Linked DNA regions of Homo sapiens: region 2 is linked to region 1. A link is an interaction called in ENCODE POLR2A ChIA-PET data of the cell type or tissue named here. Cell type or tissue: OCI-LY7. All regions are shown on one strand. Each heading gives the region's core, and the rest is flanking DNA. Links, peaks and the distances in the headings are about the cores only.

Evidence for each region. ChIA-PET counts read pairs that join two places held together with the same protein. Peaks named below come from ENCODE experiments on the same cell type or tissue, not always from the same donor. Only the 100,000 strongest peaks of a DNase experiment are listed, where the experiment ranks them.
Region 2: POLR2A ChIA-PET joins it to region 1 with 7 read pairs; 2 of 35 experiments call an interaction of 5 or more read pairs at or near these places.

What each region holds. Positions count from the first base shown.
Region 1 is chr2:233,505,662-233,508,691 of GRCh38, forward strand. The region is part of intron 21 of USP40 (ubiquitin specific peptidase 40); the gene reads right to left. Among named protein-coding and RNA genes, the nearest start is that of USP40, 60 kb to the right of the region's middle. In OCI-LY7, for the core only: no CTCF peak of the experiment used is centred there; no DNase peak of the experiment used is centred there.
Region 2 is chr2:233,140,878-233,143,681 of GRCh38, forward strand. All of the region lies in intron 6 of INPP5D (inositol polyphosphate-5-phosphatase D), which reads left to right. Among named protein-coding and RNA genes, the nearest start is that of INPP5D, 82 kb to the left of the region's middle. In OCI-LY7, for the core only: no CTCF peak of the experiment used is centred there; a DNase peak (open chromatin) is centred at 1,834.

The sequences.
Region 1 (3,030 bases), core at 256-2,755:
GAAAATGCTTTCAGTAATAAAGTCTTTCATCAAAGAAAAGCTGAGGACCTAATGGCTTCACTGCTGAATTCTACCAAACATTTAAAGAATATCAATTCTCCTCAAACTACTCCAGAAAATTGAAAAGTTGTGAATATTTCCAAACTCATTTTATGAGGCCAGCATTATCCTGATTCCAAGACCAGATGTAGATTCAACAACAAAAAAAGAAAACTATAGGCCAATATCCCTGATGAACATAGATGAAAAACTGTCAACAAGGTATTAGCAAACTGAATTTAACAAGCACGTTAAAAAGACCATTCATAATTATCAAGTGGTATTCATCCCAAGGATGAAAAAATTCATAAGGAACCACAAAAAAACCCAAATAGTCAAAGCAATTGTGAGCAAAAAGAACAGAGCTGGAGGCACCATACTGCCTTACTTCAAAATATACTACAAAGCAAAAGTAACCAAAACAGCAGGGTACTGGCAAAAAGTCTGACACATAGGCCAAAGCACCAGAATAAAGAGCCCAGAAATAAATTCACAAACTTAACAGCCAACTAATTTTTGATAGATGTGCCAAGAACACACATTGGGAAAATGATAGTCTCTTCAACAAATGGTTCTGGGAAAATTGGATCTCCACATGCAGAATAATGAGACTAGATTCCCTAACTCTCACTAAATACAAAAATCAACTCAAAATGGTTTAAATGCTTAAATGTAAAACCCAAAACAATGAAACTACTAAAGGAAAACATAGGGGGAACACTATGACACTGGATTAGGCAAGAATTTTTAAAATAAGCTTTGGTTGCCTCAAAAGCACAGGCAACAAAAGAACATAGACAAATGGGATTATAGCAAACTAAAAAGCTTTTGTACAGCAAAAGAAACAACAGAGTAAAGAGACAACCTACAGAATGGGAGAAAATGTTTGCAAAGTATAAATCTAACAAAGGGAGCTGGGCGGGGTTGCTCACGCCTGTAATACCAGCACTTTGGGAGGCCGAGATGGGCAGATCACTTGAGTTCAGTAGTTCAAGACCAGCCTGGGCAACATGGTGAGACACTGCCTCTACCGAAAATACAAAAAAAAAAAAAAAAAAAAAATAGCTGGGCATAGTAGCATATACCTGCGATCCCAGCTACTTCGGAGGCTGAGATGGAAGGATCACTTGAGCCCTGGGGGTGGAGGTTGCAGTGAGCTGAGATCACCCCACTGCATGCCAGCCTGGGTGACAGAGAAAGACTGTCTTAAAAAAAAAATCTAACAAAGAGTTAATATCCGGAATATATTATATAAGGAACTTAAACAATTCAACAGCAAAAAAAAAGTACCTGATATAAAAATTGGCAAAAGACTTTAGTAAACATTTCTCAAAAGACATACAAATGGCCAACAGGTACGCACACAAAAAATGCTCAACATCACAAATCATAAAGGAAATGTAAATCAAAACCACAATGAAGTACCATCTCACTCCAGTTAGAATGGCTACTATTAAAAAAACAAGAGAAAACATGTATTTACAAGAATGTGGTGAAAAGGGAACATTTATGCACTGTCGGTGAGACTGTAAATTAGTACGGCCATTATAGAAAACAGTACAGATGTTCCTCACAAAAATAAACATAGAACTATCATGTGATTCACCAATCCCATTACTGGGTATGTGTCCAAAGGGTATGAAATCAGTGTGTCAAAGAGATATCTGCACTCCCATGTTTAATGGAGCATTATTTACAATCGCCAAGATATCAAATCAACCTAAGCATCCAACAGTGGATGAATAGGTAAGGAAAATGTGGTATATATACACAACAGGGTACTATTCAGCCATAAAAAAGAATAAAATCCTGTTATTTGTGACAACATGGATGAACCTGGAAGACATCATGTTAAGTGAACGAAGCCAGGCACAGAAAGGCTGATCGGTAATATGACCTCACTCATATGTGGAATCTTAAAAAAAAAAAAAAAGAGTTGACATCGTAGAAGCAGAGAGTAAAACAGCAGTTACTAGTGACTGAGGGGGAGATGTAAGGGGAGGATGGGAGAGGGTGGTCAACAGGTACAAAGTTACAATCTAATAGAAGGAATAAGCTCTAGTGTTCTATTGTACAGTAGGGTGATGATAGTTAACAGTAAGGATTGTATATTAAAAAATAGTTAGAAAAGCTCTTGAATGTTCTCACCACCAAGAAATGCTAAGTGCATGAGGTAATGAGTATGCTAAATACCCTGATTTAATCATTATACAACACATATATGTACCAGAATATTAAAATGTACCCCATAAATACGTGTCAATTTAATTTTTTTTAAATAGTTTCAGATTTTGGAGCATTTTGGATTTTGGATTTTGGGATCAGGGATGCTCAACTCATATTGCCATGGCCAGTTTTATGTGTCAATAACCCACTTTCCCTGCCCTTGCCCAGAATTTTTTGAAGCAAATGCCAGATATATAATTTCATCTGTAAATATTTATTATGCATCTCTAAAAGATATTTTTAAAAACCTAAAATGATTATGACAGCTAAAAAATTAAGAATTTCTTAATACCAGCAAATATCCAACTAATGTTCACATTTCTCTACTTTCTCTTAAATTATTACTTAAGTTCCTTTGGCTTGAGTTAGGGTCCAAAGAAGTCCATACATTGCAACTGGTTGCTATGTCTTTTAAGCCTCTTTTGACCTATAGGTTGTCCTTGTCCCCTGCAATTTATCTTTTGTAGAAGAGTTTTCTGATCTACATTTGGCTAATTGCAGACCTGTGATGAATTTAACCTGTTCCTCTGCCTCCTGTATTTCCTATAAATTGGTAATTAGACCTAGAGGCTTATTCAGATTCAGGTCCAGTTGTTTGGTTTTTTGCAATAAGGGCATGGGTATTGTTCTGAATTTCTATGTTGTCTGAGTGTTGCTCTTTTTTGGGGCTAGCAATCTTTGAGGATCCTTGCCTAGGTTCATTAATTTATTAGGAGTTGAAAAAATGTAAAATTCTAAAATGCCTTCATTTATTAGTTGGAATAT
Region 2 (2,804 bases), core at 276-2,775, 360 kb before region 1:
GTTTTTAGAATGCGGAAAGGCTATAAACAAGGCGGTTCACTGAAGAGGGACAGGGAATAGCCAGTATAGATATGAAAAGGCGTTCAACCTCACCTTGTTAGTAACTGGGAAATGACATTTGACACTAGGCAGCCTCTTCTTGCCTATTAGATGGACAAAGAGTTGATGCTCAAGTTGATGGTTGAGTCAGGACTTGGCTAGGATGTGGGGTGGAGGAGGTGCTCACAGGGGCTCACTCCTCTGCTGTTGGGAATGGAAATGGGTTTTCTGAACGGCAGTTTGGCCATTTGTATGCAAATGTGAACTGCAGGCATCCCTCAAGCCCGCAGTTCCATATGTTGGCAGCTTCTTAGGGACTACAAGTACACAAAGAGTAACAGAAAAAAACATTGAAAATCACATAAACAGGCCAGGCGTGGTAGTTCACGCCTGTAATCCCAGTACTTTGGGAGGCCGAAGCGGGTGGATCACCTGAGGTCGGGAATTTGAGACCAACCTGACCAACATGGTGAAACGCTGTCTCTACCAAAAATACAAAAATTAGCCAGGTGTGGTGGCGGGCGCCTGTAATCCCAGCTACTCAGGAGGCTGAGGCAGGAGCATTGCTTGAACCCGGGAGGTGGACGTTGCAGTGAGCCGAGATGGCGCCACTGCACTCCAGCCTGGGTGACAGAGTGAGACTCCATCTCCATCTAAAACAGAAAAAAAAAAGGAAAAAGAAAAAAAGAAAATCACATAAACATGGAGAGCTGGTGAACTGCAGTGGTGCAGAATTCTATTCTAAGGTGTGAACACTGCTCTGGAAAGATCTCCAAGACTACTGTTAGGTGGAAAAGCAAATGGCAGGATGATATAGAAACTCTGATGGAAGTCTCCACGAGGAAATCAGATGGGAAGGATTTAAACCCAAAGGGCCACGCTGGTCACCACAATTCAGGGATGAGACTGGGGAGAAGGGGACTGGGCCAAGGGGGATTTTGAGTTTGCCCACATTGTTAGTTTAGGTTTTCTACGGAGAACACGAATTTGTATTTTACTTGTGCAACTTTCAAAATTCAGAAAAAAAAATTTTTGCTTTCTCTGAAGTGAATGATGGGTTAATTTCTAAGAAAGTAAAAGCAAATCTAGATAAAACAGGGGCTCTGCCCGACACTTGAACTTAAGTAGTTTGAGTGGAAGAACACACAGTCAAGTCTTTGAAGTAGATTAGAAGCGAGAAAAAGCCTCGTGAGAGAGGCCAGCTGCAGTCCCAGTTACGGTGCTGCCTGGTGGAGGCCAGTCTCTGCATTTGGTGGCAGGACAGAGCAGCCACCCAGTGGAGGGTGGGTCATGCTGCCACACTCCCCTCCCCTTTATGAGACCCTGAGTCTTGAAGAAAAACAGAAAAGGTTGTTCTTGATTTGTCTTTAGGAATTCAGAAATCAAGAGGGAGTTGAGGCTGCCTTGAGGAGAGGAAAGAACGTTGGTCCATGGATCAGAAACACCTGAGTTCAAATTCTGATTCACCCTCCTGGATCTTTAGTCTCCCCATCTGTGAAATGGGGACAGTAATATCTCTGCAGGGTTTGGTTAAGGAGTGAGTGAAACTGGGTGCGTGAGACGTCTGACCCTGCTAGACTCTCACCAACATGAGGCCCTTTCCCTTAAGTAGGCAAGACAAGCTGGGGACACCCAAACCCCTGTGTGGTTACTTGAGGACTGCTGGGAAGTGTGAAATGCAATGTTATCAAAATGCTGGCTGGCCTGGGGGATGGGGGAGACCTGGGTCCACCCTGTGTGAGAAAGGAGAGCCGGTAACCTCCCTTGGATGGTTAACCTGCCTTGGCGCCCACTTCCTTTTTTTTTGAAAAGTGCAACTGAAAAGCAAAGTGAAAAAACTGGGTCAGCTGATGTAAACCCTCAGGTAGCAGTCAGACCAGTCTACCCTTTAACAGGCTAAGCTGTGAATTCTATCCTCAACCTCGACACTGGTGACATTTGGGACTGGATTGTTCTCTGTCGTGGAGGACTCCTGTGCACTCTAGGAGTCCTCCACATCCTGGCCTCTACCCATGAGATGCCATTAGCATCCCCCAGCTGTGACAACTGGAAANGTCTCAGACATTGCCAAATGTCCCCTGGAGGGCAAAATCGCCACCAGCTGAGGACCACTGGGCTAGCCCCCAATTCACATCTCAGGTCTATACTAGCTGTAAACTCACCACTCTGACTCTATTCCCCCATCAGCAAAACAAGGATTAGAAAAATCAAGACATGTGAGGATTAGATGACTTAATATATTTCAGATGTGCTTGGCATAGCATACAAACTCATCAAATCATCATTAGGCAGAAGTATGGGGAAAGCTCCAGCATTTTTCTAATACTTTTTCTTTCAAGCACGAACGCCCTGTTTGTCAGTAACTTCATTTATGTTCTCTAAGATCTTGTTATATCTCCCCTCCCAAAAGTCACAAATCCAAAGAGAGAGCCGGTGGGGGGCGGGGGACCTGCAATTGCATTGGTGACTGCCCGGGGTGAAGGCAGGTCATTCCAAATGTTCTCTACTGTGAAAAGGAGGAGGCTTGAATCTGTGTTACCGTTTCAATTATTTATGAGATAAATAACCCTAAAACAAGGGAATCCTGAACTATCCCATCTCCTGACCAGCTTTTCTTCTCAACCAACAGGCAGCCATTCTGTTGTTCCCTTCCCTGAGTCTTAGCACCACCTCTTCAAGCCACTTTCCTGATTGACAATAACTAAAGAAGAATTGTAAGCTTTATTAAGAAGCAAGGGAAAGACCAAAAAGTGGTTAGAGAAAGC